3 separate regions of the Mus musculus genome follow, and regions 2 and 3 are each linked to region 1. The links are chromatin loops, found by intact Hi-C in ENCODE. Cell type or tissue: left cerebral cortex. All regions are shown on one strand. Each heading gives the region's core, and the rest is flanking DNA. Links, peaks and the distances in the headings are about the cores only. Region 1 holds the start of Gm35936 (a long non-coding RNA gene). Region 2 overlaps Adamts3 (a disintegrin-like and metallopeptidase (reprolysin type) with thrombospondin type 1 motif, 3). Region 3 has its middle 47 kb from the start of Gc.

Region 1 (11,424 bases), core at 1,993-9,992:
TATATAGTAAAACCTTGTATCAAAAAGACTGAAGGGATATACGCACGCCTTTAATCCCACCACTAGGGAGGCAGAGACAGGCGGATTTCTGAGTTCGAGGCCAGCCTGGTCTACAAAGTGAGTTCCAGGACAGCCAGGGCTATACAGAGAAACCCTGTCTCAAAAAGCCAAAAAAATACAAAAACAAAAACAAAACTTCACTGTGACATTTTCATGTACTTGGTGTGTTCTGATCACATTCACACTCTGGTCCCCTCTCTTGCTCTCTGAGCTCCAATCCGTTTTTCTCTAGTCATCACCTTTCTTTCCTACCTTAGATCCTGCTTACTGAATGTAAGAGGAAATGTGCTGTTTGTCCTTCTGACTCTGGTCCAGCTCCAGTTCCATCTGCTTGTTCACAAGTGGCTTCATTGTGTTCCTTGTGATTGTACATATAGACATCACGTTTCCTCTGTCTGGTCACCCACTGATGGACACGTGGGCTGTTTCTGCAATCTGACCGTTACGGGTAGTGTTGGGAGGAGCATGACTATACAGGTATCCCCATGACAAGTTGACGATGGTGCTTTGGGGTACAGGCCCATATGGGGTATGTTGTGTCTGGCCAGCTGCTCGAATGTCTGGGTTCTAGTCTGGAAAGGCATCTTGGAAACCTGGAAGAGAAGAGGGAGCTAGGAGGGCGAGAAAAAGATGTAGCTAAGACAGTCATTCTGATCAAAGCTCAATTTTTTATTTCCGACACTCAGTTATGAAGGAGGGGAAGGGGCCCGATTCACGCCAAATAATCCTGGAGTCCAGTAGCAGGGTGACCACGTGTATGGCTCCGGAAAAGCAAAGTGGCAGGCTCCAGCAGTGGGCGTGGCAGAACGATTGAGTGGCAAGCTCCACCCCAAAGTAAACAGTGAAACCTGAGCAAGCAGGTTTCAGGCTGGGGAGGGGAGGCTACAGGGTATACCTAGATCATATGGAAGATCCATTTCTAGCTCTTTGAAGAAATCCTGAACCACTTTTCATAATAGTTGTACTGATTTCCATTCTCACAGTAACCCCTGCCCCGTTGCCCTCTTTAACGTTTCCTTGCTGTTCCGTGACTGTCTTTGTCAGGGTTTCTATTCCTGCACAAACAACATGACCAAGAAGCAAGGGTTTATTCAGCTTACACTTCTACACTGCTGTTCATCACCAAAGGAAGTCAGGATTGGATCTCAAGTAGGTCAGGAAGCAGGAGCTGATGCAGAGGCCATAGAGGGATGTTCTTTACTGGTTTGCTTCCCCTGGCTTGCTCAGCCTGCTCTCTTATAGAATCCAAGATTACCAGCCCAGAGATGGTCCCACCCACAAGGAACCCTCCCCTCCTTGATCACTAATTGAGAAAATGCCTTATGGAGGCGCTTCCCCAACTGAAGCTCCTTTCTCTGTGATAACTCCAGCCTGTGTCAAGTTGACACATACAACCAGCCAGTACAATTGACCCCTTGTCAACTTGACACACAAACACATCACTAGTAAGCCTCAACCCTTAGTTTCTTATTCATCCCCAAGATCTAAATAACTTTAAAAATCCCACAGTCTTTACATATTAAAAGTTCAATCCCTTTAAAATGTCCAATATCCTTTAAAATTCAAAGTCTCTTAATTGTGGGCTCCACTAAAATACTTTCTTCCTTCAAGGGGGAAAAATATCAGGTCGCAGTCACAATCAAAAGCAAAAATCAAACCCCAACTGTCCAATGTCTGGGATCCAACTCACGATCTTCTGGGCTCCTCCAAGGGCTTGGGTCACTTCTCCAGCCCTGTCCTTTGTAGCACAGAGCTTGTCTTCTAGGCTCCAGCTGCCTGTAGTCCACTGCTGCTGCTGTTCTTGGTGGTCATCTCATGGTACTGGCATCTCCAAAATACTGCATGACCCCTTCAGTCCTGGGCCGTCAATTGCAACTGAGGCTGTACCTTCACTAATGGCCTTCCATGGCCTCTCACAGTGCCGAGCCTCAGCTGCTCTGCATGACCCCTTCATGCCTTCAAAACCAGTACCACCTGGGTGACTCTTACATATTACCAAGTCCTGCTGCAGCATGAGGTACAACTTTGGCTATCTCTGGAACACAGCCTCTTTGTGCTTTCAGAAAACACTTCCCAGAAGATGTCACCTCAATGATGCTGGTCTCTTCTTAATCACAGCTAATTTCTTAGCTCCAGCTAACCAGCATCAATAGTCCCAGTAATGCAAAGTTTTCACTTTAGTAGTTCTGGTATCTTGTTAATCACAGCTCATTCTTCAGCCCCAGCTAACCAGAACCACAGAATCTTCACAATCAAAATAGCAATGGCCCTGAAAAGAGTCTTTAAGTTTCCCTCTGAAATTACACAAGCCAGGCCTCCATCTTCTGCACTGTTCTCAACATTATCTTCCAAGTTCCTATACAACATCCCAAAGAGCTCTTAACACAAAATGGATCTTCTAGCCCAAAGTTCCAAAGTCCTTCCACAGTCCTCTGCAAAACATGGTCAGGTTGTTACAGGAATACCCCACTATGCTGGTACCAATTTGTCTTAGTCAGGGTTTCCATTCCTGCACGAACATCATGACCAAGAAGCAGTTGGGGAGGAAAAGGTTTATTCAGCTGACACTTTCCACATTGCTGTTGATCACCGAAGGATGTCAGGACTGGAACTCAAGCAAGCCAGTAAGTAATATCCCTCCATGGCCTCTGCATCAGCTCCTGCTTCCTGACCTGCTTGAGTTTCAGTCCTGACTTCCTTTGGTGATGAACAGCAATGTGGAAGTGTAAGCCCCAACTTGCTTCTTGGTCATAATGTTCATGCAGGAATAGAAACCCTGACTAAGACAGTGACAATGGCCATTCTGGCTGCGGTAAGAAAGCATCTTGTAGTTTTGTTTTGTTTTGTTTTGTTTCTTTGTTTGGTTTGGTTTGGTTTGGTTTTTTTTTTTTTTTTTTGGTTTTTCGAGACAGGGTTTCTCTGTGTGGCCCTGGCTGTCCTGGCACTCACTTTGTAGACCAGGTTGGCCTTGAACTCAGAAATCTGCCTGCCTCTGCCTCGCAAGTACTGGGATTAAAGGTGTGTGCCACCACGCCCGGCTTACATCTTGTAGTCTTAATTTGCATGGACACAACGTTGTACTTTTCTCTCTGTGGTTATTGATCATTTGGATTTCTCCCTGCTCACTTCATCTGTCCCTATATTGATTGGATTATTTGTTCTATTGCTATTTAAATCCTCTGTCTATTCTGGGTATTAGCCCCCTGGCTGGTGAGGAAATACTCTCTCCCATGCTGTGTGCTCTCTCTTACCGGTAGCTCTGACCAAGGTGTTAGAGCTGAAAAAAGACGACACACAGGTAGCTGGTGTGCCTTTGTTACCACTCATGTCCATGGGCCTATGGATAGGGGGAGAGGCCTTCTGGTGGCAGAAGGAAAGACTATCAAAAATAAAGAGGAAATCTTCTCCCCACTAAGGGCTCTACAAGGGTCTACAAAGCTGGCTGTCATTCGCTACTTGAGACACCAGAAAAGAAAGGACCCAGTTTCAAAAGTCAACGATAGGGCAGGTGAAGCAGCCAGCCATGCTGCCCTGTAGGTCAGACCTCTCTTGCCCCCGACTTCCCTGCATCTGGGGGATCCTATACTCCCTTACCACCCTAAGTATTCAAAAGATGACACAGTCTGAGCTAAGAATTTGCCCATGTCCCAGTGTGTTACAGATGGTGGAGAACAGCAGATAACAAACTCATTATGCCAGAAGACATGGGAGTACACATACTTCAGAAGATCTACTGCTCTCCCCGCATGGGTGTCCAGAGAATCCAGGATCTGATACAGCTGCCTAATGTCAGGATTAGAGATGCCAACTCGGGCTAGAAAGATGGCTCAGAGCACTGACTGCTCTTCTGAAGGTTCTGAGTTCAAATCCCAGCAACCACATGGTGGCTCAGAGCTATCCGTAATGAGATCTGATGCCCTCTTCTGGTGTGTCTACAGTGTACTTAGATATAATAATAAACACATCTTTAGGCTGGAGTGAGCAGGATTCACCAGAGCAAGCAGAGGTCCTGAATTCAAATTCCCAGCAACCACATGATGGCTCACAACCATCAGTACAGCTACACTGTACTCATATACATAAAATAAATAAATAATAAATAAATCTTAAAAAGAGAGAGATGCCAACTTGAAGATAGCTAATGTTGTCAAGAACCATGATGCCTGCCCGTGAGGGACAAGGCTAGGCCTGGAGTCTACTGAGAGACAGGCTTCACACAGTTAGAACAAGAAAACATTTAGATATAAATATTTACTGATGCTTGTAGATACCTTTTCGGGTTGGACTGACGCTTTCCCAACTGAGTATGAGACTGCTCAGATGATAACACAGAAACTGCTAAAAGAAATTCTCCTAAGGTACAGTTTTCCTAGGTTTATAGGGTCAGACAAAGGACCTACATGTGTGTCCCAGGTAAGTCAGGAATTAAATAATATTCTGTAGATTGATTGGAAACTTCATTGTGCTTACAGACCCCAGAGTTTAGAATAGGTAGAAAAGATAAATAGTACCCTAAAGAGACCTTAACTAAATTGACCTTAGAGACTGTCAGAGACTGGGTGACTCTCCTCCCCTTTGCCCTTTATAGCGTATGGAAGTCCCCAATACCAGATGAGACTCACCCCCCCCTTTTTTGTTTTTTTGTTTTTGTTTGTTTTTTTGTTTTTTTGTTTTTGTTTTTGTTTTTTTTGGTTTTTTGAGACAGGGTTTCTTTGTGTATCCCTGGCTGTCCTGGAACTCACTTTGTAGACCAGGCTGGCCTGGAACTCAGAAATCTGCCTGCCTCTGCCTCCCGAGTGCTGGGATTAAAGGCCTGTGCCACCACGCCTGGCTGAGACTCACCCCTTTTAAAATTATGTTTGATTCACCTGCTGGCAGAAGTTATTATAGAAGCAGATGATCACCAATTATTAGACAATCTTGAGGGTGTCCAATGGGTATATAACATGTTTGGCCTAAACTTCGTGCTTTCTATAAAACAAGTTCACCTCCGGAGCTCCACTAACTTTAGGTCCTAGTCAAGAGACACTGCCAGCGGTCACTAGAGCCTCACTGAAGGGGTCCCAATGCTACAAAGTTGCACTGTGGATCCACCACACATCTGTTTGCAGTAGACTATGACCCTGGCCAGCAGGAGGAGAATTCAGCCCCAAGACTTCCTCCTGACTCCCACTGATGGGCTACATCCCATGCCTCAGGGACACCACAAAGATATCGCCCTGTTACTGCTTATGAAACTTCAGAAAGCTCCATGATTGGGCCTTCTAGTTACAAGAGAAAGCGGGGAATTGAGACCAAATCTTTTAAGTTCACACTGTGTTTTAGAGAACCTGACCTAAGTTTGAACGCAGGTAAACTAACCGGCTGGTACCTAGCATTAGTTTCCAAGTTGTCCCCCAACAAAACCTGAGCCTAGCTCATCCCCAACAAGACCTGTGTCTCCAGGTTAATCTCCCCCAACAAATCAAGGATTTCCAGGGTATCCCCCAGCAAGAAGTCTTCACCCCAGGTTACAAACCTGCCCCTACTTAAGGCAGAGGGAAACAAAATAGTTTGTGGTTTGGTTTCCAGAACCATCCGATTGTGCTAAAGGCTACAGTAGCACTCCAATTAGATGCCTGTCAGGCTAGAAACACATGCCCCTCACTTGCCATGTTCTATAAAACCCAGTAAGTTTTCGGTGATCGTCTCCACCCAAACTGTCCTATTCACAAGCTCAGCTTGTAAATCAAGGCCCTCATGGGATTGCATCGGATCGGCTCCTGACTCGTCTTTTGGGGTTCACTAACACTTCCTTGGCACTACAGTATCTTTATTCTATGTACAGTTCTACAAATGACATGGCACTTAACGAATGGATGAAAATTCTAGAGTAACCAGTCTTTACCAAAAGGACCAGCAGAGGGCAGCCAACACTGTCGGATGAAGATCCTTCTCCAGCCTACAGGACACAGGGCTTCTGGGATTCTCTTTTCTCCGTTCACTTCAGAAAGGAAACAAGAAAGGTTTTTTTTTTGTTTGTTTTGTTTTGTTTTTTTTTTTTTTTGATTCTTTAATGTGTCTACACTAACACTTAAATAAGATTCTAAGATGGTTATGGTAGTGCTGGCCTTTAATCCCAACGTTCAGTAGGTAAAACAGGTGGGTCTCTGAGTTCTAGGACAGCCAGGGCTACAGAGACACTGTCAAAATAAAAATACCCCATCCACCAACACCAAATTATAGTATATTGTCTTATAGCATTTAGAGATTGTCAATGTTATATATAGAGGTATATGGTATTATAGCACACTGAGACTATGTTAGACGATATATAGCATACAGAAATTGTCAATGCTACATAGAGAGGTATATGGTATTATAGCATATAGAGACTGTCAGTGCTGTATGGGGAGCTTTGAGCTTGTTGGTAGCATGACTGTGACTTCTAAAATATATGTATTTTTTGAGGCTTCTATGAAAATTAGGATTTCTTTTGCGGGGCTAAAACACCAAAGTAACTCGGGAAGAAAGGGGTTTATTTGACTTACTCTTCCATGCCACAAATTCAGCACTGAAGGAAATCAAGGCAGAAACTTCCTTCCTTCCTTCCTTTTTTTTTTTTTTTTTTGTGTAGTCCTGGTTTTCCTGGAACTCACCTTGTAGACCAGGCTGGCCTCAAACTCCCCTCCCCCCGCCCTGCTCCCCTACCCACTCCCTCTCACTTCTTGGCGCTGGCGTTCCCCTGTACTGGGGCATATAAAGTTTGCTAGACCAAGGGGCCTCTCTTCCCAATGATGGCCGACTAGGCCACCTTCTTTAGCCTGCTTTCTTATAGCACCCAGCCCAGGGATGGCACTGCCCACAGTGAACTAGGCCCTCCCTCATTTAAGAAAATGTTCCCTAGGCTTGCCCTCAGGCCAATCTGATGGAGGCCTTTTCTCAACTTCAGGCCATTCTTCACAGATTAACTTGTGTCAACTTGACAAAAACAGCCAGAATAGAGATGCTGCTGTAGGATGGGCAGGCACCAGACCCGCCCTGATCCCTTTCTCCAGCTCTCTGATGTTATCCAGTCCTGGTCCAGCTTCCACAGCCAAAATGAAATTCCTTTCCCCATAATAAGGTAATTTCTTCCTCCTTGGTTCTCAGGGAACATTCTCTACCCATCACATTCTTGAGTATGACTCTGAAGTCTCATAGTGGCTCTGAGCCACCTAACATTACTCAGGTAACTCCTGCCTTATTCCCTCTGTCCTACAAAGGGCAGCTAGCTTTATTTTATTTTCTGGTTTATAAAATCAGCCCAAGAAAATTTTATAATATGGGATGTTTTCTGTGCACTTGCTGAGATGTGTGTTCATGTGGGTGGCTGTATAATGTGTTGGCTGAAAATATTTTTTGCCAAATGATCTATTACTGTGCAATTAAAAAAAAAACACCTTACTGTTTCAGACCGTGCCTACAAAGCACAAGCCTGCCAGACATTCACACACTAACTAGACGGTAGCCTGGCAAAGGAACAGACAGTTGAGGCTTTTCCTGGGCTCTTTGCTCCGAGTATCTTGACATTCACCCAGGTCATCTACACTCACCCCTAAACGCCCCTTTTGCCTACCAACGGACTCCTTGACAGACACTCATCCCAGCCCCTAGGCTTCTAGGCTGTGTATTCTGTCCCTCCCCCCGGAGCTCTGCCTACGGACTCCCTTACGTCAGGCACTTGCGTCACCGGGTAGCCACCGTATCAAGTGTTTCACAGCACACTGACTGGTTTTTTTTTAATTAATTTATTTTAAATGATATGGGTGTGTGTATATCTGAGTGTAGTTTTGTGCATGTGCATGCAGTGCTCACGGAAGCTAGCAGAGGGCATCAGATCCCCTGGAACTGGAGTTTCAGGTGTTGGGAGCCGCCCTAGTGGGTGCTAGAGACAGAACTTGGGCCTTCTGCAAGAGGAATACAACTTAACTTCTGAACCATCTTTCTTGCATCTTAAAAAAAAATAAGTTGAGAATTTCAAACATGCACATAAGGTGTTTTAATCAGACCCACCCACCCCCCTCTTTCTCTTCCCTGCAATTTGTCCTCTAATCTCCCTTCTGAACTTCATTTTTAGTTTTAGATCACTGAGCCCACTTAGTGCTATCTCCGTGGGCTTCGGTGTTAAAGCATCTAATGAGGCATGGGTAGATTAGGGGCCATGTGCCTGAGTAAAACTTGGCTCTCATTTTCCCATTAACTGCCATTAACTGCCAATAGCTTCTTGGCTTAGGGTCGAGCTAGACGAGCCCTCCCTCATCCATGCTGGGATCCCGTGCGGGTCATGTGCATGCAGTTGTGGCTTCTGTGGACTCATGTGTGCAACAGCCCAATTGCGTGTGGCAAGTAATGATATAAGAGCAGATATCCCTACGTCTGGCTCTTTATAGTCTCTCCACCCCACCTTCTGCAATGTTCTCTGAGGCTTACTCTCTCTCTCGTTCTCTGCATTAACCACTCAGGGGTCTCTTATTCACTGCTACCTACTTCAGGAGGAAGCTTCTCTGATGAGAGGTGAAAGACGCTCCAGTTTACAGATGAGAGACATACCCTGAAGGACGTAGGGGTAGTTTATGGCCATATCCATTTAGTAAAATAATAGTATCACATTCTCTCTTAGGCCTATGACCTAGCTAGTCGTAGGATTTTTGGCCCAGTTAGTGCCAGGCCTGAGTTCTTCTTGTATAGCAAGATTTTCTTTAAAAAATGACCCATTAGTCAGAAATTGGTTATTCACTTAGCATTCATATCACTATTGAACTAATAGATGTAGCTCATCAGACAAGTTATTATTTTAGGCCTTGGGACTCACAGCTGCACAAAATTGTGAAATAGTTTTCTCTCCTGGCAGCGTAAATAGAACCTGCTGGCACCATGAAAGCTACCCAATAGGGGTGAAGCTTATAGGTCAGCTCCAGTTTAGATTCTACACATCCTATGACTCAAACAGGTGGCATCTTTGGGAGTAGGGTCTTACCATCAAGTTCTAGAGGATCACAAGAGCAGGGACCATAGCCTGTAATGCTATGTGAGGTCTCTGGGACCAGAAGCTCAGAAAGAGGGAGCCTGTAAGTGACACTGCTTGTGTTGGGTTTTATTTGACTTCCTGCAGTGTCTGAGAGACATGTTGTCCCCTACTACTACCTGCCAGCCATGCTTGATTTTTTTCTTTGTACTTGGTAAAATACCTATGTATCTGTACTCCGAGGAGTGTGGGAGGATGCTCTCTGTAGCATGTTATTTGGAGTCTCACCTCTAGAAACTATGTAGTTTCGGGTTGACAATATATTTTCACTGTTTGGCATTTTCATAGATTTATATAATAAATTTTAGTTGTTTTTCATCCCCTGCTCTCCAATGAGTTTAGGGTTTCTTACGTGAACATAGGTAGGAAGTGTTTCCTGGAGCAAGGAGAAATTACTAATGCCTACACCCCTGAGTAAAACAACACACCACTCAGCAACTTCAAACTTCCAAGTCCTTCAGGAAGAGGTTGGGCTTCATGGGATCCTCCCTTATCTGCAAGGAACCATTGGCATGCCTAATGTTGACAGGCCTGATATAGTAGACAAACACTGTGCCAACTGAGTTACATCCCCAGTGTCCACACGAACAATTTTATTTTTTAAGATGGGGTTTCACTGTATAACTCTGGTTGACCTTCGACCTAGAACTGACAATAAAGGCCAAGTGTACTGGGTAGTTTTGTGTCAACTTGACCCAAGCTGGAGTTATCACATAGAAAGGAGCTTCAGGTGAGGAAATGCCTCCATGACATCCAACTGTAAAGCATTTTCTCAATTAGTGATCAAGGGTGGGAGGGCCCTTTGTGGGTGGGACCATCCCTGGGCTGGTAGTCTTTGGGTTCTATAAGAAAGTAAGCTGAGCAAGCCAGGGGAAGCAAGCCAGCAAATAACATCTCTCCATGGCTCTGCATCAGCTCCTGCTTTCTGCCCTGCTTGAGTTCCAGTCCTGACTTCCTTTGATGGTGAACAGCAATCTGGAAATGTAAGCTCAATAAACCCTTTCCTCCCCAACTGCTTCTTGGTCATGATGTTTGTGCAGGAATAGAAACCCTGACTAAGACACCAAGGTACCCTCAAACACACAGAAATCTGCTTGTCTCAGTCTCCTGATTAAAGGCATACATCACCATTCCTGGCATAAACAATTTTTTATTGATTTATTGATTCATTATTTCAAGAAAATTGTTCAATTAAGTATTAACATCAAACCTTTTAAGAACTGGATAGACGATTCTCTCCTGGTATAACATGGCTCTTTTATACCAGGTTCAAATATTACTTTGCAGACTAGGCCCAGCCAGGTTCTCTGTCCCGCTCACTACCGGCTTCATCTCTCTTGTATAAATTTTTTGGCGCATATAACTTTGAGATTCATTGCATTATTTTGCCAGCAGGCATTGATTAATCTATGCATATTTATAAAAAGCATGTGCTCTATTCAACTCACCTCAGATATCTAAGTTCTCAGTTGGAAGGCTGTGTTGAGAGAGGTAATACAACCTCCTTATAGAGTCAGGGTCCTTTGTAACATCGTCTAACAGGCATAAAATTTTCAATTCTTTCCCCCTCATTTCTCTTCCCCAGCTTTCCATATAATAAATGCCAGTTGGTATCACTAACTATTCATTGGAAACATGATCTTCAACACTGGAGTAGTTACCCATCATTATCAATTGTGCCATAAACTATTTCACTATATTATTAGATAAGTTAACTTATTTTTTTTTTTTTTTTTTTTTTTTGGTTTTTCGAGACAGGGTTTCTCTGTATAGCCCTAGCTGTCCTGGAACTTACTTTGTAGACCAGGCTGGCCTCGAACTCAGAAATCCACCTGCCTCTGCCTCCCAAGTGCTGGGATTAAAGGCGTGCGCCACCACGCCCGGCAAGTTAACTTATTTACTTGTTCATTTATTTTATAATTTAGAGACACGTTCTCATTTTGCCCAGTCTGTCCCCAGACTCATTAAATAGCTGAGGATGACCTTGAACTCCTGACCCTCTATCTCCGCCTTCTAAATGTTATACTTTCATGCTATGCTATACAGGTGTGTATGTCACTATATCCAGTGACATTTTAAGTTATTTTTAATGATTTATTTATTTATCTCTCCCTGTGTATGTGTGTGTGTATGTGTGTGTACGTGTATACACACAGTGGCCAGAAGACCCAGAGCATGTTTACACTTGTTTTTGGAATGCCCAGCATATTAAGTAGGTACTAGGATTCAAGCTCCATTTGTTATGATGGCACAGCAAGCACTCTTAACTGTGAATCCATCTCCACAGCCCCAAATAAGCCGTTTTTATAATTTTGTGT
Region 2 (9,800 bases), core at 25-8,024, 370 kb after region 1:
TAGTACCAGAGATTACAGGTGAATTTGAGGTATGTGAGACTGCCTTCTGTCTTTCAGTTTGTCATTGTGTATTTTTATTTGTTTTGTTTTTCAGACAACTTCTTAGAATATAATGTAGGCTTTGGACTAAGACCCTTGGCAAAGTCTCTTGTGTCCTAGGATTGCAGCCATGTGTCATTGTCACTGCATGTAGCTTCTGACCCCTAGTTTCTTTTTATACTTTGATGGTTTCATACGTGTTTGAGATAAATGGTCATTTTCACTCTGATTGCCTTCTCTTACCACCCTTCCCTTTCCCCACTGATACTATTCTTCTTCCCAATGAGTCTGTCTTCTATTTTCATGTGTGTATGTTTGTGTGCATGCATGTGTGCATGTGTGTGTGTGTATGTATGACTCACAAAATTTACATGTATCAGAGGTGCTAGCACTGAAGAAAGTGACATCCTATCTCCTAGTCACTACTAACTATCAGCATTCCCTTGAAGAGGGGCAGAACCTTATAAGCCCCCCCCCATGCTTCCAGGAGGAAATATTGAAGAGCCCAGTACTGTGCGAGTTTTGTCCAGGTAACTCCAGCTGTTTTGAGTTCAGGACTGTGATGACCATGCAGTATCCCAAAGATGTCTTTTTACGGCACCCCTTCCCAACTACTGGCTCATTCGTTATTTTCGTCCTCTCTTCCTCAGTGTGCCTTGAGCTTTGGATAGGGTACCTTCGATGGCAACCCATCTAGGACAGAGAATGTCACCATCATTTATTCTCAGCAATTTGAAAAGTGAACTGGTGTCCACTGCAGGAAGGAGCCTCTCTGATGAATGCTTAGAGCAGCTGCGATCTATGGCTATAAAGAGACAAATGGGTTTAGAAGGCCATTTGACTACATAATCACTTAGCAAAGCAAGCTCTTGACCAGGTTTATAGTAAATGGCATGAGGTCTGTCCTGTGGAGCTGGCATCAAATCCAAGCAGAAAGCCGTGAGTACCCTCACAACATTCAGGTCATTGTTGTTCCGGTGAGTGTATCTTGCCTGACAAGTCACTGCTGTATTTCCCAGGGTGCACATCTGGGGAAAATGGTTGATGACTTGTATTTCCCAGCAGTCTGCATAACACCTTCTGGTACAATGAAAGCGAGCCAGTAGGGAGGCAGCTTCCAACTCAGTTCCAGCTTAATTTTTCCATATCCTGCAACCAAAATGTATGATGTCTTCAGCAATAATGTCCCATTTCTTAACATGAAATGAATTATTACTTGGGTCTTCTCTAAGAGGTATTTAGCTTTCGATAACGGTTGTAGAATGATTTATCAGTGGATAGAGAATTACATTTCACCCTTCATTTTTACTGTTTTATGTGCGGCATATCCAATATTCCCATTGGATCACTTTTTGGCACAACCTTGATCTTCCTGTTATACATTTCAATTCATCCAAACTTCACAGTAAAAAAAAAAAAAAAAAAAAAAACCAACCAACCAACCAACAAACAAACAACAGCAAACAAAAACTTCAGTGATTATCTCCAATAGAATTTTTTTTAATCTTTTTCTCCAAGTGAATATTGAGGTTGGGACAAGGTAACATTATTAGGTAACCAGCTTTAAAGAAAATTATAACAGGCACTGGTAGATTAATTAGCCCATTTAATGATAAAAGTAGGACCGCATCTCCCCTTTTTTGGAAGTAGAAATGAGTTATGTGTATGTTCAAAAGCACTGTGTAGGTACCTTAGTACATTTTATAAGCCTACAGTAAATAGCTCTGCATGTTTTTAAAAGATACTTGCCACGGGTCTTTCTGTTTTTGGCATACATTCTGCAGTTACAAAGGTTGAATTTCATTTTCAGAAGAAAAATGATCAGTATGTAGTTTGCTTTTTTATAGGCTTCTTTTCTTCTATGGAGCATGGAATTTTGGCTTCAGCAAAACTCACTTGCCGTGGAACCGAGAATGTATGAATATCAGAATATTTATAAAAACATTATTGCACCTTATTTGCCATGTATATTGTGGTATTCTCCTACTCCCAGACCAAGATTTCCAGATGTGAAAGCCCATTCTTGTTTCTAGGTTCTCCTTGAACTTATGTCAGGAATCCCAAGTATCCGTTTCAGTTACATGGCTCTCCATAGCTTGGCTTAAGACTAGGGAGATGCGATGTTTCCTCCTTCATGTTCTTCCATGAAAGAGCTCGGTTTGGGGACCCCTGTACTTTACAAATGTATTAGTGACTGGGAGGGAGTTTGTTTATGTATGTCATCTCTATAAATCCTTACATTAAAACCCAAAGCTGAAAAAAGTTTAGTTCATTGATCCCTTAATTTATTTTAAAATAGCAATAGTAAAAGCATTTTAAAAAAACCAAAACAATTAAACCCTATATACATGAATATGAATAACTTTTTATAAACAGTGTCTGTATTTTCACAAACACCCATCAATATATTTTTAACTTCCGACCTCTTAATAACGGGTTTAATAGAACATGATTTTTTCCTATCATTTAGTTAAAATAGACAAAGAACATCTTGTCTTCTAGTTAGGTTTCTATTAAGATGTGATGAAACACTGTGACCAAAGGCAACTTGGGGAGGAAATGGTTTATCTGGTCATCCATCCCACCATCAGTTCATCACTGAGGGAAGAAGAGGCCAGCATTCAAGCCAAGCAGGAGATGGGGGGGTAGGAACTGAAGTAGACAACAGGGAGGGGTGTTGCTTATTGGCTTGCTCCCCATGGCTTGCTCAGTGTGCTTTCTTATACAACCAAGGATCAACCAGCTCAGGGGAGGGACCTTCTCAGTGCTCTGGGACTTCCTATATCAACCACATCAACTGTCAATCAAGGCCAATCTGGTGGAGGCCATTTTCTCAGCTGAGGTTCCTCTTCCTAGATGACTCTATCTCATGTCAAGTTGAACAAAAAACTAATCAGGACATCTAAGTGAGTTACAATCGAGAGAGGGTGGTTTATTTATTTTTTTAATATAACATGTTCTTTTCATATAAGGATAAACAGAGTTTGGATCTCAAAGAATACCTTTAAAAGAATGAGTCTCAGCTATCACTAGAAGTTCACCAACCCCAAATTGCAAAATCATTTTGCTATATAGTACTTACTTAAGAAGCTGAATATAAGTTTTAAAATAAACACTTGTTTCATGTGACTTTACGTTTGCTTTGAAATGTAACTTAAAGTAGAGAACACTGGGGGAAGTCTTTGGTGCTGGGGCTGGAGAGGTAGCTTGTTGATTAAGAGTACTTCCCCCTTTTGCAGAAGACCACAGTTCAGTTCTCAGGTCCCACAGTGGGTGGCTGTATTCTAGTCTCAGTAGATCTGATACTTTCTCTTGCTTCATTGGGCATGTATGTGGCACATATACATTCATATAGGCTCACACATACACATAAATTCTGTGTTTCTAGGGGGCTAAGGGCCAGATGCCAGGGAGACAGGAGGGAAGCTGGTTTTATTAACGGTCAGGTAGGTCCCAGATGCTGTGTAAGGCCCTTAGTGTGTACTATCTCATTAAGTCCCATAAGTCCCATAAATCACTGCTGTCAACCTCGGGAATGGAGGAAATGGATCGTCTGCTGCTGGGAACTAGCCTTACCACATTATTTCTTTGGGTTGGTGTTGTGATTCAAAACATTTCAGTATAGTATAGTCTCTTTGTATCAGGTTTCACAAGCCTCTTTGGCTACATTATTGACTGATTAGCTGTTCCGTGTCCTTTTTTTTTTTTTAATTGAAAAATAGATGTCTTTCATATGATATATCCCGATTATGGTGTTCCCTCTTCCCAACACTTCCCCACCCACCCAAATCCACATCCTCTCTCTATTACTCATTAGAAAATAAACAGGTATTTACAAAATAATGATAAAAATAAAATAAGATAAAGTAAAAGGAAACAGATTAGAATAGGACAAAGTATACAAACACAGCGGGGAAAGAGTCAAAGAAAAAGCAAGAAACACATATAGATGCAGAGATACACACATTTACACACAGAGAAAACCCCTAACAACAAAATCAGAAACTAGACTGTATAAGCAAAAGACCTGTAAGGTTAAAAAAAAAATCAAGACGAAGCATTATAAGACAAAACCAAAACCCAAACAAACAAAACCAAAACCAACCAACCAAACAAAACAAAACACCTCCAAAAATACCATTGAGTTCATTTTGTGTTAGCCTCCTGCTGCTGGGTATGGTGTCTGACTTTAAGTATGGTTTGCATACCCAGTGGAACTCTGTTGGAGAAAACAGACTTTTCATTTGTAAGCAGTTATCAGTAGGAGATAGCTCCGGTGTTAGGGATGGGGCTTGCGTCTACTTCCTCTTGGTGCTGGGGACCCCATCTAGCTCAGAGCCCTGCAGGTCCTGTGCCTGCTGCCACAGTCTCTGGGAGTTCCTGTGTACAGAAGTCCTGTAGTGTCTAGAAGGCCTTGTTTCCTTGGTGCTCTCTAAATCCACTGGCTGCTAGAATCATTCTGTCCCCTCTTCCAAAGAGTTCTCTGTGCCCCACGGGGAGAGATTTTATGGAGACACCCAGTTTCAAACTTAGTGTTTCAGGGTCTCTCACTCTGCACATTGTTCAGTTGTGAGTGTCTGTATTTGTTGCCATCCTCTATAGGAGGATGCTTCTCTGACAATGTCTGAACAAGGCATTGATCTATGAATACAGCAGAATGTTGTTAAGGAGTCATTTTGTTGCTATGTTCCATTGGCAGAATGGTAGTATTTGGTTTTTCCCTAGGTCCATGTTACCGTGTCTTTTAAATGTATATCTGAATAGATATACATTAAAATAAAATTAAAATAAAAATATATTTTTTACCTTTATTGAGAAAAACAAACACAATATTCATTCGTGATTCCACCAGGGGGCGCAAGAGTGCTAACCTGTTAAGTACATAATGATCTATAATTGATTATGATTGTAGTATGATTTATAATTATACATAAGCAAGTTGTATAAGAGACATTCTGAACAACTCATCAGTTATTATTATTCCTGGCCATAAAGATGCCATGTGATCTTTTTCCTGAAACCCAGGAAGGAGATTCTTCCCTAAATATGAAAAATGAGATGCAATGGGGATGGCAAATTGAAGCATGAATCACGTGACATGAATTTGAAAAATAAGCTGTGAACCACGTCAAGCAGGTTATGATTTTTTGTTGTTGGTTTGCTCAAATGCGTCTCAGTTTTAACGTTATTAGTTTGATCTGTGATGATCTCTTTGAAGCATTAGTATTTGAAGAACGTATACTTCCCTGTGGCCTTATTGAAGCTTTGGTGATATAGTTTATAAGGATTTTTGTATTTAGATAATGACTTTGTAAATGAATACTTACTCCATATTGAGGAGAGCCCCTTAATATAATTGAGTCACCGAGATCAAAGTATGAACGAGAGCCATGGGGATAATTTTTAGTAAAGTTGTAAAGTACCTTAAAAAAGAGCAGGGCTTGAGGACTGGAAAATGTGTGCATACTTTCTTATACCTTTAAAGATATTTGTGTTTGAGCAGGAATTTGGGGTATTATGATTTGTCGTTCTGAAGAGTCCTGCACGTTTGGCCTTTAAAAGGGCAATGTGCAGGTTCTCGAGGTGCAGGGCTGCAATGTTAATGGCAAGGCACAAAGCTGGGAGGTGGGTAGGAGTTCACAGCTGCGGACTGAGCACTTAACCATTGAGTCTGAAGAGGTTGGGGTGACTAAGGATGACTCTTCTGGGTTAGGCAATTATGGAAAATTGAAGAGAGAAGCAAGTTTTATTTCTGGAGAGAGAAATGGAAACAAAATAAAATACAACCCTGAAACAGCATTCAAGAACCTTCATTGTGCCAGGGATGTTGAAATACCACCATCTTTCATCAACAAACGTGGAAGTAGCTTTGGAGGGGTTGTATATCCTACCTGTGTGTGATCATAAGCTTGGAACTGGTGGGGGTGAGACTTGAAACTTTGTCTCTCTGGGCTAAAGGCACACACACCCTTTTCTATGATAGATGACACTCAAGGATGTACACAGAGAAGGGACAAAGGCTGATAGAGTGTGGGTAGTACATTATTATTGTAATTTATATTACATTATTATGTAAAATAATATGAGAGAGATCAATAAGAGATCGATAAGGAAATGCTCCTGGAGAGATGGAGTGGGTGTAAGATAAAGTTATTGCACCCAAGGAAAGGAAAATGTGTTCCCGTTGGATCTTATTCTTTCTAGAAATTATTCTCTAGATGCATCAAATTCTAAACATGGGGACGAAGCCATGTTTTGATGCATGCATGTATAATGTTATGTTCAGATCAGTGTAAGCATATCTGTGTCCTAGTACTAGTTGTTTTTATAAGAACTTTCAAAATCTTTCTAACCTTTGGAAGCCTATGGCATACCGTTATCCAGAACTGCCCTGTACTGTGGTAGCGATAGAACTTCATCATCACGTCTCTTACTTAGATGCCAGTGATCACTTGTCTTTTCTCTCTCCACCCCCGATCTCATCACCATTAGAGTAAAACCTGACTCCTCATTAGTTGTTCCAAGGCAATGGCTGAGAGCAGCCTCTGGCCCACCTTCCTGGACCTTCTTCCCTACCTGGTTGACTGTTCTTCCCGACCTGGTCAGCTGTGTCTTTGCCCCTGACTTGGTTGACTCTGTTTAGCCTCTTTGACCTTCTTGTTCTCGTTGGAATTAGTGAACTCGTGTCCTCTTCTTGCTGTCCCCATCACTAGTGTTTTCTTCTACACGGTTGGCTCCTTTTGATCCTTCAGACCTTTTCTGCAAGTATTTCATAGGTAGAAAATACTCTGGAGACCATTCTTACGTCTCCAGGGGGCAGGGGGGGGCAGGATCACTTCAGTACCATTACGGTCATGAACACAAACATTTGTTTGTTTACTTCCTCTTTCTTCTGAATGAGATTGTAGACCTCTTGCGGGCCAGTGGTTTTCTGTCTGATACACACACCATCACCTCCCAGTACCTCTGTGGGGTGCTTGGCATGCCTTGAAAGCCCAGTGCTTCGAGGACGCTGGTAAGCCTTCCTGTGTGCATGGCTCCTTGACGACTCTCAGTCACACCCATCTACACACACCCCTAAAATTCCAAGGATAAAGGTCACACAGTTTAAACTCTAATAAGATGTAAGACTTTCTCTCTTCGCTGGCTCATGGGTTCCTGGCTTGTCACTTCATAGAGCCTCTTTTTGTTTTTGTACCGTTGTGGGAATTCACATCTCACGAACTGTCAGGTTGGTACTTTTTACTCTTGGTCATTACCAACAGTTTAGGTTGAATTACTTGGGAGATCCTCACAGACCTTTCATTCCTAGCGCCTTGCCCGGCTAATGTAAATGTCTAGTACAATGTCAATGCCCAATACTGTTACTGGTGATTTAAAATTTACAGTTAAAAGTGTGGGCATTTTATAAAATATTTTTAGTTTTTATAGGTTTCAAAACAGACCCTATCTCTCCCACCCACATGCCCACAAATTTCAACCTTTAAGAAATGTTCGGTGGCTGACAGACTAGGCTAGAAATGAGGGAGTGTCATCCCATACTGAATTTAAAATTTAAATACCAGGTTGGAGAAACACAGCCAACCTGTAAGACTTTGACACCTACAACTCCCCTGGATTTGGGTGGGGCTGGGGCTGGGGCTGGGGCGGAGGCAGGGACCAGCTCTGGGGCCCAGCATCTCCCCTTTACCCTTACTTTTATTTGATAAAGCAGCCAGTGTTCCGTGTGGCCTCCAACGTTTTGGTTTGGGGATTGAGAGAGTGAGCAGCAGGTAGCTGTGACGCAGGTTTGCACAGTCCCCGAGCCGCACACACCTTAAGCCAACAGAACCAGTGAAAGACTACAGTGTATGACTTGAATCTGTGCTGTTTAGATGGAACTGCCCCTGAGCAATAAAAGCACATTTATACCAAGTCCTTAAGAAGTTTAGACTGGAGGGCTGTCTCCAGAAACTGGCCCCTCCTTGCGCCAAGACCCATGTGTTTGTCTTGGCTGGCTGGCTGCGTCTGCTTGGCCAGGGCAAATGCCTGGATGTTAAATTGATGAAACACAGGGCCGTTGATACTTCTCAGTGAGGCTTCTATTTGGTTAATGGCAGGGTAGCTCCCTTTGCTGCTAGCCACCTGTAAGTGGTCAAGTAGAAAAAGTTAAATGCAGAGATGTGAAAGAGGAAATTTTTCTTCAAAACAACAACAAAACTCTCTTACAAATGTATCATTTATAGTTGCCTTTCTAAATATCGAAAATAGGTTTAAATACACTGAAGAAGATGGTAAATAGAATCACCTCAGGTCTACCTCAACAGGATTTGAGTAGCATAATGTTGACAGGGGAGAGACTGACACTCTTTTAATATGGTTAGAGATTTGAGGAGCTGTGGGAAACATCATTAGAACAACAAGCCCTGGGAAGGTTTTAAAGAAAGGAGTTTCCTCCAGGTGATTGTGCCTATTTCTGTTTGGCATAAATACTGAACTGTAAATAAAGTGGCAAAGATGTTAGGGTTTGGCTTTTCTAAGTTTGAGCATTTGACAGCTTCACACAGCTTCACTCTTGTGAAAATGAAAGGGACTTGTGTTTGGTGGCATAGGTCACACTCCAGGCAGCTGTCAGTCAGTCTGCAGGACTCCATGTGAGTTTAGCAGCCATGGGCTCTCCCAGGGCTTTTCAGAGTCATCAACACAGAAGGGAAGGAAATGCAGAGATAGCTTTTGTCATTCTGATTTTTTTCAGAAGGGAATTATAGTATTGCTTTGGTTCTTACAGGTATCAACAGTCCATGGCTTTATCAATTGTCCGTTTCATCCAGCTATCTGCTCAGTGGTCCCAAACAGCCTGCCCTTCCCCATTTCTGTTGATCGTACATTTGATCTATTGTTTTCATTCAACAGGGTTTTTTTTTTTAAGATTTTTTTTTATTAGATATCTTCTTTATTTTCATTTCAAATGTTATCCCCTTTCCTAGTTTCCCCTCTGAAAACCTCCTACCCCCTCCTCCCTCCCCCTGCTCCCCAACACACCCACTCCTGTTTCCTGGCCCTGGCATTCCCCTATACTGGGGCATAGAACCTTCACAGGACCAAGGGCCTATCCTCCCATTGATGCCCCACAAGGCCATCCTCTGCTACATATGCAGCTGGAGCCATGAGTCCCACCATGTGTACTCTTTGGTTCGTGGTTTAGTCCCAGGTGATACTTTCTCAATGGCAGTGTGAAGGCTTCCATCGCTGGGATCTCTTGTCTATTGTTTAATCCTCTATGTCAAGAAGAGTGTCTAGGATATAATAGATGCTTATCAGAATGAATTGAATGGTATTTGTAAATAATAAAAGGACCAATTAAAGAAGAAGGGGGTAGAAGATGTAATGATTGTTTTCAAGGTATTCATATTCACCATACAGCTTGGTAAAGTAAAGAATATCTTCCATTTAGTACATGTGGGATATTTATTGGTGTTTAAAAAAAATCAGTTTCCTAAAACAGCCCAGTCACTGATATCAAGTACATGGAACCATGAAATTACAGATCAAGGGACACAGAAAGGTTCCACTGTAGGTTGGACAGGAATTGAGCAGAGAGATTATATTTGTTTTAATAAAAGTATAGAGTATTGCCTTGGCAATTTAACATCTGCCCCTAATAATATATTGATTTTTTTTTCTGCCCACTATACCTTTTATTGCCTGAGGAGAAGGGTTTCTCAGGTTTATAATTTTCATTAGTTGTCTCTGTGTGTTGTCAGAGTGTATTTGCATTCCTG
Region 3 (11,424 bases), core at 1,546-9,545, 780 kb after region 1:
GATGTCAAAAATCCAACTGTCACCTGCATAGTTAGGTAGCATTTCAGACTTTTGAAAAATTATCTTTCACAAAAACACGGCCTTACTAAAGTTTCACGTAACCCCACTAATAGAACATTGATAAAATATGAGAGCATAGACTCCAAAAGTAGCTAGACCACAAGGTCATAGAAAGCAAAAAGCAGGATGATTAGACCCCGCCAATTAACATTGCATAAAGGATCAGTGGCTCATCTGAAGGACAGAGGTTTTTTTTTTCCATCATAAATGTTTTTATTTTTAGAGTAAATAACAATATTCCTTTTTTTTTTTTTTTTTTGCAGATGCCACATTTTATTTATTCCTTGATGGACATTTGGACATTTCTTTATTAATCATTTGATTTATTTACGTTTCAAATTTTGTCCCCCTTCCTGGTCCCCCCTCCATGAACCTTTCACCCCATTCCCTCTCTCCTTTGCCTCTAAGAGGATGCCCCCCACATACCCACCTATCCCCACCTCAACCCTTTTTGCATCCCCCTTCTCTGGAGCATCAAGCCTCCACAGGACCAAGTGCATCCCCTCCCACGGATGCCAGATGAGGCAGTTCTCTGCTACATATGTTGTGGGAGCCATGGACCAGCCCATGTGTACTCTTTGGTTGGTGGTTTATTCCATAGTTCTGAGGGGTCTGGTTAGTTGATACTGTTGTTTATCCTATGGGGCTGCAATCCCCTTCAGCTCCTTCAGTCCTCCCCCTATCTCTACCATAGGGGTCCCCAGGCTCAATCCAATGGTTGGCTGTAAGTATCTGCATCTGTCTTAGTCAGGTGCTGGCAAAGATTCTCAGAGGACAGCCATACCAGGCTCCTGTCTATAAGCACATCTTGGTATCAGCTGGTCTAACTGGCAGTCTGCCTGTAGAAGAATGCAAATTGACCCATTTTTATCTTTTTGTCCAAAGCTCAAGTCCAAGTGGATCAAGGACCTCAACATAAAACCAGATACACTAGATCTAATAGAAGAGAAAGTGGGAAATAGTCTGGAACACATTGGCACAGGAAGGATTTCCTTAATAGAACATCAATGGTTCAGGCTGTAAGATCAACAATTGACAAATGACACCTCATGAAACTGAAACCTTCTATAAGGCAAAGGACACTGTCAATAGGACAAAACAGCAACCTATAGATTGGGGAAAGATCTTTACTAGCCCTACATCCTATAGACGGATAATATCCAAAATATACAAAGAATTCAAGAAGTTAGATTCCAAAAAACCAAATAACACTATTAAAAATGAGGTATGGAGCTAAACAAAAAATTCTCAACAGAGGAATCTGGAATGGCCGAGAAAATGTTTAACATCCTTAGTCATCAGGGAAATGCAAATCAAAAATGACCCTGAGATTCCACCTTACACCAACCAGAATTGCTAAGATCAAAAACTCAGGAAACCGAATATGCTGGCGAGGATGTGGAGAAAGAGGAACCCTCCTCCGTTGTTGGTGGGATTGCAAGCTTGTACAACTGCTTTGGAAATGAACCTGGCTGTTCCTTAGAAAATTAGAAATAGTTCTACCTGAAGACCCAGCTATACAACTCCTGGGCATATACCCAAAAGATGCCTCAACATATCACAAGGACACATACTCTACTATGTTCATAGCACCCTTAGTTATAATAGCCAGAAGCTGGAAACAACCTAGATATTCCTTAATGGAAGAATGGATACAGAAAATGTGGTACATTTACACAATGGAATACTACTCAGCTATTAAAAACAAGGATATCATGAATTTTGCAGGCAAATTCATGGAAGTAGAAAATATCATCCTGGGTGAGGTAACCCTGACCCAAAAGGACATATATGGTATGTACTCACTGATAAGTGTATATTATCCCAAAGGCTCAGAATACCCACTATATAACTCACAGACCTTATGAAGCTTAACAAGAAGGATAGACAAAGTGTGGATGCTTCAATCCCACTTCGAAGGGGGAAGAAAATAATCACAGGAGGCAGAGGGATGGAGGACTGGGTAAGATGGGGGAGGGGGGAAAGGGAGGTAGGATCAGGTATAGGAAGAGACAGGAGAGAAGTCCAGGGTGCCAGGAGAATGAATAGAAATATGCAGCAGTGGTTGGTGAGGAACAGTTGATTGGGGGGGGGGGGGGCGACACTAAAAAGTCCCAGACAGCAGGGATGCAAGAAGCTCCCAGGACCCAGTGGCGAAGGCATTAGCCAAAATGCCAAACAGTGGGGAGATAGAAGCTGAAGAAACCATATCCAGAGGTTAGACAAGGCCCCCAGTTGACGAATGGGGCCACCCACTCATCTCAAAATGTTTAACCCAGAAATGTTCCTCTCTAAAAGGAAATGCAGGGACAAAACTGGAGCAGACACTGAAGTAAAGGCCATCCAGAGACCACTCCATCTTGGGATCCATCCCATGCAGAGACACCAAACTCCAACACTACTGAAGGACAGATTCTTGAATCAAGTTTGTTTCAGAAATACACCTCTCCTCCATCATTTACTGTATGTAAGTCATCATTTCCCAAACGTATCCATCTATTAGATAAAGCCTTTGTGTGAATACTGCCCAGAGTTACTGCTCTGTTGGTTTAGAGGAAACCATGCCCAGGTTTTAGATGAGAAATTGCATTTACAAATCATTTCTAAACTACTGCAAACTGTTCCAATTTAGTCAGGTATTTTTATGCTTGGTCAGGTAGGACTGAATACTTCTGTGACTAAGTAGTCAATAAAATTTACAAAGCAAACTGAAGTAGGGTCTTCCTTAGTGTCATTGAGCTCATGTTTGTGGTTTTCTTATATTAAGAAGCAGTGACTCAAATGGCCCATCATTTAGGATGGGTTTTAGATATTACATTTAGGATGGGTTTAGCTATGACATCATCATCATGTCCTTGACGCTCCACTTCCTGCTGTGATGCTGTTGTCTTTTGATACGATAACTCCTCACTGGTTTCCAACAGTAAGAGATGGTTTTCTGCTTCATCTACTGTCAACCAGAGATGATAATAATCATCTCTGTATCCCCTGGATAATAATCTGATTTATATAAGCTCTCAATAACTTCAGGCATCAACTTTATCTGAGTCCTCACTATACAGAAGGGAAACAACTCTATTGTGTTTCTAAGAATGACATACATTGTACCAGGGTTCTTCTAGGCAGTGATAGAGGATATATTTGGCTTAAGGTATTGACTTACCCTACTGAGAAGCTGGTAAGCCTGCCATCCAGAGGGTAGGTTGACGGTATAGACACATCAGGGTAAAATGTCTGTGCTACAGACTTGAGGTAGAATCCTTCCTTGCCTGGAAACTTCTGTTCCATCTCTTAAGGGCTGCAATGAATTGTATGTTCATCTCCTTTAAGTTGGCTGATGGTAAATGTTAATCACACTACAGCATCTATGTTCATCTTTCATCAAACTCTCACCAAAGTCTGCTCAGGCTGATGGGTAAAATTCACCCAGAACACAAGCTTTTTTTGTTGTTGTCGTCTGTAGAGTTTAAAGTCGTTTACAGTGCAGGAGCAATTTACCACGCTTCCTGGGTGCTTAGATCATCACACAGGTGCTTCTCACACATGACTTTAATGGCCTTAAAAGCTCTCCACAAGGATTAGTTTATTATTAGGATGAAATTCTTCAGGAGGAAGGTTCCCTATTCTGGATATTTAGATTTTAAATCATGAAGAAAGCTTTTATGTCTGTTAATTCAAGGGCAATAATCCCATGCAACACAATAATTTGATCAGACTTAACATTTATCGATTTCTTTTTATTTATTTATTTATTCATTTTTATTTTTTTTTTGGTTTTTTTCGAGGCAGGGTTTCTCTGTATAGCCGTGGCTGTCCTGGCACTCACTTTGTAGACCAGGCTGACCTCAAACTCAGAGATCCGCCTGCCTCTGCCTCCCAAGTGCTGGAATTGACATTTATTGACTTCTATTGAGAAAGAAATGAGTAGAAGGAACCAAGGGAGTTTGGAGGTTGGTTGCTAGGGTTCTGGTTCCTCTTTACAGAGTTCTGCCTGAAGCAGAGCTCTCTCTTCCTCACATTAGAATGGTGTGAAGAATCATGAAACACAAAATTCTTTTTCTAAAGTGTCCCCTCAGAGATGCAAATTTGATCAGGCTTGATTGAGTACGACCCACTGTGCCACCATATCTTAGCCAAACTAAAAATGATGAAAATTCCTGAGAGCAGCCGGTTCATTGCTCTCACCTGTTGACTGAGTGGCTGACCATACTCAGCCCTGAGGAGCTGCAGCCACTCAGCCTCTCCTCTTCTGCCAGTCCCCTTGCCCTGCAGGTGCTGCTGCACTGTCAAGGTTTGTCCTTAATGACAGACTGACACTTTCATTACAAAGCTTTCCCAGCCATGGGTAATCAAACAAAAATATTCTTTTTTCCAAACGCTATTTCCTTCTTGCTTATTCTTTTCCAAGATTCAAAAAAAAAATCTTGTCCCCATTAGGAAAGGACCTAATTAACAATTGTTCTTTCCAAGACTACTCCGATATCCTAACAACAGTGCTCCTTCTCCCTTCTTCCCTTCCTTCTTTCCTTCCTTCTTTCCTTCCTTCCCTCCTTCCTTTCCTTTCCTTTTTTCTTCTTTCTTTTGGTTATGAGCCACGCCATCTCTCCAGCCCAAGAGCTCCTACTTTCACAACCTAAGTTTACTAGCAAGTACTTACTAGCTGTCTAGAGATCAAAGGTTTTTATATTCTTTTGTAGCCTATAAGAAAGCATTTTAAGGTGTAAATTAGAGCCTGGCCCCACATCTTCAACATCAGAAAAACGGACACATTGCATGCTGCACTATAGTCAGAACTTGCCCAATTCAAATGAAACCCTTTGCTTCCACCCTGTGGATGACATATCTAAATGCAGTTACTACATAAAAGGGATTCTGAGATTTCTTTTACATTATTCTAAAATCTACTCATTTTATAAATTACTATACAAAGGATTATACTGTACTAACTTGTTTTGTTGATTCTCTCCTGTCCTCTTCCCCCACTTTCCTTGTCCTGCCTGGTAACCTCCACCCCACTAGCCTCCTTCAGCTCTCATGTCTTATGTAGGCTGTTCTGTCAGCTCCCCAATAACTAGTACTCCCCTCTCATTGTTCCCTTTTCAGTTTCATTGTCTGTACCCATATTCACACATATCTCAGCTGCTTCAGTGTTGACTATTTTACTAAGATCTGTTTTAACATATATATCTATATATAGTGTGTACTTGTATTCATACATATATAACACATATATGAATGTTAAAATAGATTTTTTTTTTTTGGTTTTTTGAGACAGGGTTTCTCTGTGTAGCCCTGGCTGTCCTGGAACTCAAGATCAGGCTGGCCTGAAACTCGGAAATCTGCCTGCCTCTGCCTCCCAAGTGCTGAGATTAAAGGCATGCGCCACCACTGCCCAACCACCCCTACCCAGCTAAAATAGATCTCACTGTAACTGTTTATTGTCAATTTGACCACTATTTACACATAAACCAAACCAATGTGACTAAAGCTAACAGTTTACAAATCTATTAAATTTCATGCTAGCCATGATGTACAAAAATATCCTTTCACGAGTTTCCTTTCTGTGGCTTTACTTCCAATGGTTAATAATGGGCTTCAAAAAATTAATCAAGAAAAATTCTGAAGATAAACTCAGATATTTTTTACTTACTTCCTGTTTCTAAAACTCTTCAATTTTTCTAAAAATTTATTTATTATTTTCATTAGATATTTTCTTTATTTACATTTCCTTTCCTAGTTTCCCCTCCGAAAACCTCCCATTCCCTTTTCCCTCCCCCTGATCATCAACCCACCCACTCCTGCTTCCTGGCTCTTGTAGTCCCCTGTACTGGGGCATAGAACCTTCACAAGACCAAGAGCCTCTCCTCCCATTGATGACCTACTAGGCCTCCTCTGCTATATAGAGCCATGAGTCCCACCATGTGTTTTCTTTGATTGGTGGTTTAGTCCCTGGGATCTCTATGGGTAGTGGTTGGTTCATATTGTTGTTCCTCCTAAGGGTCTATAAACCCCTTCAGTTCCTTGGGTTCTTTCTCTAAATCCTTCATTGGAGATCCTGTGCTCTATCCAATGGATGGCTGTGAGCATCTATTTCTATGTTTGTCAGGCACTGGCAGAGCTTCTTAGGAGACAGCTATATCAGGCTCCTGTCAGCAAGCTCTTGTTGGCTTCCACAATAGTGTCTGGGTTTGGTGGTTGTATATGGGATGGATCCCCAGGTGGGGAAGTTTCTGGATGGTCATTCCTTCAGTCTCTGCTTCACACTTTGTGTCTGTAACTCCTTCTATGGGTATTTTGTTCCCCCTTCTAAGAAGGATCAAAGAATCCCCACTTTAGCAGCCTTATTTATAATAACCTGAAGCTGGAAAGAACCCAGATGTCCCTCAACAGAGGAATGGATACAGAAAATGTGGTACATTTACACAATGGAATACTACTCAGCTATTAAAAACAATGACTTCATGTCACTTGCAGGCAAATGGATAGAACTAGAAAATATCATCCTGAGTGAGGTAACCCAATCACAAAAGAACACAAATGGTATGCACTCACTGATAAGTGGATACTAGCCCAAAAGCTCAGAATATCCAAGATACAATTCACAGACCACATGAAGCTCAAGAAGAAAGAAAACCAAAGTGTGGGTGCTTCAGTCTGTCTTAGAAGGGGTAATAAAATACTCATGGAGCAAATACAGAGGAAAATTTGTGGAGCAGAGACTGAAGGAAAGGCCATCCAGAGACTGTTCCACCTGGGGATCCATTCCATATAGAGTCACCAAATGCAGACACTATTAGAGTTAGAGAAAGGACTGAAGGAGCTGAAGGGGTTTGCAACCTCATAGGAAGAACAGCAATATCAACCCACAAGACCTCCCAGGGTCTAAACCACCAACCAAGAAGTACTCATGAAGGGACCCATGGCTCCAGCTGTATATATAGTAGAGGATGACCTTGTCAGGCATCAATGGGAAGAGGCCCTTGGTCCTGTGATGGCTCGATGTCCCAGTGTAAGGGAATGTGAGGGTGGGGAGGTGGGAGTTGGTGGGTGGGTTGGTGAGGGCAGGAGGAGGGGGTATGGGATAAGGGGTTTCTGGAGGGGAGGGGAATCAGGAAAGTGGACAACATTTGAAATGTAAATCAAATATCCAATAAAGAAGTTACTATTGAAAAAATACCAGTGCTTTGCTCTTTAAAGGATTTATTTATGTACACAGTATCTGTCTACATATATGCCTGCATGCCAGAAGAGGATGTCAGATCTCACTACAGATGTTTGTGAACCACCATGTGGTTGCTGGGAATTGAACTTAGGACTCTGAAAGGGCAGTCAGTGTTCTCAACCTCTAAGAAATATCTCCAGCCCAATAGTTTGCTTTTTATAGGCTTCATTGTTTGTATTTTATAGTACTTTCCAACCTGTGGCCTCATCTAACATTCATCCTAATCACCCAGAGGTAACCCAGTTCCTATCACAAGAATTTCCAGGAAATTATGTTATCCATGAGATAATACACTAACAGTATGTGCTAGTGAACAGCAAAGACTGACCTAAGAGAACATTCAGCACTCTCCTTGAATCAGAAGAAGTGCTTAACTGTCAGAAGCCATATAGAAAAGGCCAAAGGTATGCAGGTGAGTTTTCTGGAGATGGCTCACCATTTTGCATGGTCTGTGAAGGGTGAGCTCTAAGAATGCAGGGTCCTTAGGGACTTCATCCCAAGATTGCTTCTTGCTGCTGATAATGACTTTCCTGTCACTATTGATTAGTGACCATTAGCCTAATGATTCCTGGGTATCAGACCACCTTATTGGGCAATTTCCCTGCAGATCAGCATGAAGATGACTTTATAGAGTTTCTGATTTGATTTAAATAATTTTACGAAGAAAATTTAAGGAGATGGTTTCAGTTGTTTTGCCCGAAAATGTAATAAAGTTAGAATGAAGAATAGAATGTGCCTCCTCCTCATAAAATAGTAAGTAAAGGCTGCATAGTAAGGAATACGTGAGCTTTCACAATTGTACTAAGAGAAACAAGGGGCTGGAGAGATGGCTCAGCAGTTAAGAGCACTGACTGCTCTTCCGAAGATCCTGAGTTCAAATCCCAGCAACCACATGGTGGGTCCTGAGTTCAAATCCCAGCAACCACATGGTGGCTCACAACCATCTGAATTGTATCTAATGCCCTCTTCTGGTGTGTCTGAAGATAGCTACAGTGTACTTACATATAACAATAAATAAATCTTTAAAAAAGAAAAGAAAGAAGAAGAGAAACAGGCTTGAGACAAATTTATGATCAAGGAAAAACATTCATTCTAGATCAAGTCCAAGGATGAAGCTGTAGATCTCCATGCCCTCCTGGGTCAGCCGATTTGGACCACAAGGGCAAAGGAAGCATAGACAGTAAGCAGGGGTTTTGGAAGCCCTATGAATATGTATGGTGAACGACTACACCAGGATCAGCAATCAGTAGGCAGATCAACTTTACATGGGGTAATTCAAAGCTTATAATTTGGGAGACTGAGAGTAGGAACATCCAGGAGGAGCAAAGTTATTGGCTGGGGATATGAGACTGGGGATACCTGGAATGCCTCATTAGCATTGGGGAGCATTTCAGGAATCTCAAGTGCTGGCCAAACAGGTTTTACAGGAAAAAGGAAATTGTCTATTGTAATGCTACAGAGATCCCTCAAGACCTGGACTCTGCAAGTAAACTCAAATGACCCTGCCTCTAAGTTACTTCTGACTGGTAAATAAAGATGCCAACAGCCAAGAGCTGGGCAGAAGAGACATAGGTGGGGGTTAGGCTTCCTGGGCTGGGAGTCAGAGGAAAACCATGAGAAGAAGGTGGAGGAGGGAGGAGAGGAGAAGCTGCCATGGGTTAGACAAACCATAAAAATATGGCTCTTAGGGATAGCCAATTAGAGTTAAGAGCAGCCCAGATAAAACAGTAAGTAGTAAGCAATAACTCAGGGTTATCTACAGGAATGTAGATTCTAATAGCTTAGAGTGGAGATAGCTACCCAGGTCTTGTGATGATTAAGCCTTTTAGGAAATATAAAGGTTGTGTGTGCCTCTTACTGGGAACTAAATGATCAAGGCTGTGTAGACACCCCAGGTCAGGATTAAAAATTTCTACAACAGTGTGTCCATTAACTCTTGAAATAAGTAGTGCCAGTATCCTCAGATGTTAGATGAAGACACTGGGGTAGAAGAGAGCTAATCATCCCTTGGAAGGTTAATTGCTAGGAAACACACTCACACACACAGAACAGTAGAAGGATGCGTTGGGGTTTAGCTGGATATGCACAGACAACTTTGCACAGTGTTTTGTCCTCCACTACAACTTTAAGGTAAAGGCTTCTCAGGGAAACGAGATGCAGCAAGGCAGATGGCAGATCTTTAAACATTTCCAGAGCTTCTAGTCAGCACTTACCAAGCTTAGCCCTAAGTATTACACTGGCTTCCCCTGTGCTTCTGCAGGCAGACATAAACCAGGGAGAGGATAGAGAATAAACTTTGTAGGCAAGTGGAGAATCGCTGAGAATGAAATGAGGGGAAAACTGGCCCACCTCAGTTTCCAGACCTGAGTATTGCAGCAAGCTCTTTAGAGTGAAATAGCCCTCTCCCCTGTCCCCTCCCCCCTTTCCCCTCTTCCTCCTACCCCCTTTTCCCCTTCCTCTCTCTCCCCCCTCCCTTCTCCCCACTCCTCTCTTCCCTCCCCCCTTTTCTCCTTCTCTCTCTCTCTGCTGCTCAGTCAGCTCCAGGGCATCTTGCTGTCTGTCTCAGGAGTCCATCAGCTGTCATTTTCTTCCTGCATCTCACCAGCCAAGTCAGTTCTGGTGACTTTCCATTTGGGTGCTGAACAGGACAATAAAACAATGCCTCCTTCACTGGTCTCTCATCACAAGTTGTTTGCTTTACTGTTTTGTTAACTTTCATGATGGATGAGAACATGACCTATCACAGAAATAAAATAAATCACACTGTCATCATCTACTCTATCTGGAAAATCTACCTGGGCAAACAGGAAAGAGGAAAATAGTGGCTTCCATGGACCACCACTTCCAGCTCTGGACTTCCCCTTATACTGTTGGCAATCCTACTTCTATACAAGCTTTCCTTAAGGGCTCTTCATGATCATGGTGACCTGGATTCATCTTATACTTCAAATCTTGTCAATACATTTGTGTTACGACATTTGATGTGTTTAACTTCCAAATTTGGTCTAATAATTTAAAGTCATTTAAATTTATTGTTCTCTTTCACAGAAATTTTTGCTTTGGGGGAAAAATGTGGGCTGGAAGAAGAAGCCATGTTATAAGGTTTTGATGTGCACAGATGGGAGAAAGTATTACAGACCAGGAAACTCTCCCAAAGTCTAGCTCCCCAGAGATGCACAAGTCCTTTCTATTCAGCAAATCTTGTCAGCGTCCTTCCCACCTTACAAGGCTCTTGTCTTAAACAGAATTATTGAAGGTATTCTCCAAGGCGGTGCCCTTGAAAATGTCAGTTCATAGAAATGTATAAGCAAATGAGAAACAAATACTTTCCTAAGCTGCTTTGTGACAAAAATAATGAGGGTGAGACTCAAAATATCTAGCAATTGGAATGGCATCTGTACTCACTAACCAGAGTAGGACATTGCTGGGTAAAGAGACATGATGGCCACGAGCAACTGACTCAGTCATGGGGAGGGTATATGCCTGAACACTGCCTTGCAGTTGAGAAACAGAACAGATGAGAGAGCTGGGAAAATCCTTGGAGAAAAGAAGACAAAACCAAAGTGGGAGGGTCTCTTGAGTGTCACTCACTTGGGAAGTTCCTAGGTTAACATTCTTATCTTTAGAGTCTAAGGTTTTGACTATAACAAAGCATTTCTAAGGCTGTTTGATTTCAAAGCTTAAACATGCTTGAAATCAAACAACAGCTTCCTAAGCGGGTCTTTGAAATTGACTTCTCATATCAACAATCTAGGAAGTAGTTAAGCTTAAATACCATAAAATTCATCCAATAAAAATAAATAGCCAGGTTAACAATAAAGGTAGGTAATCTTATCCTAAAGGGTAAAACTAATTTTAATCTACACCATTTTCTAAACTACGTTAGCAGACTCATAGTTTGCTGTCATTTGTATGTTCCCAACTATGCAGTTAGAAGCTAAGCCAACAGCCACAGGCAAGGATCACTTGAGTTATTTCTGTGTAAACAACAGAAATTCACTGTGTGAGCAGGCTCCACCTACTGGCTCAAAAAGCTGACATGATGCCCTAGTAATAGTGGAAGTGGTTAGTAACTTTGATTAGGCTTAAATAAATGCATGACTCTCATTCATTGGCCATTCCTGGGTCAGTTTTTCATGGCA

What was found. A loop is a pair of places that touch in the nucleus more often than their neighbours do. Peaks named below come from ENCODE experiments on the same cell type or tissue, not always from the same donor. Only the 100,000 strongest peaks of a DNase experiment are listed, where the experiment ranks them.
Region 2: it touches region 1 in a loop (4-fold over the local background); 2 of 42 quality-filtered maps call a loop at or near these places.
Region 3: a loop joins it to region 1, with 9 times the contacts of the local background. A loop is called at or near these places in 6 of 42 quality-filtered maps.

Annotation. Positions count from the first base shown.
Region 1 is chr5:90,189,579-90,201,002 of GRCm38, reverse strand. Gm35936 (a long non-coding RNA gene) reads right to left here and starts at 7,698. Exons shown (of 3, transcript XR_389324.1): 1 at 7,658-7,698; 2 at 5,948-6,043; 3 at 643-671. In left cerebral cortex, for the core only: a CTCF peak has its summit at 5,959 (motif pointing right); a DNase peak (open chromatin) is centred at 5,961.
Region 2 is chr5:89,814,817-89,824,616 of GRCm38, reverse strand. The region is part of intron 3 of Adamts3 (a disintegrin-like and metallopeptidase (reprolysin type) with thrombospondin type 1 motif, 3); the gene reads left to right. Among named protein-coding and RNA genes, the nearest start is that of Gm25758, 9.2 kb to the left of the region's middle. In left cerebral cortex, for the core only: a CTCF peak has its summit at 4,883 (motif pointing right); a DNase peak (open chromatin) is centred at 4,899.
Region 3 is chr5:89,405,177-89,416,600 of GRCm38, reverse strand. No RefSeq gene overlaps it. Among named protein-coding and RNA genes, the nearest start is that of Gc, 47 kb to the left of the region's middle. In left cerebral cortex, for the core only: a CTCF peak has its summit at 4,901; a DNase peak (open chromatin) is centred at 4,858.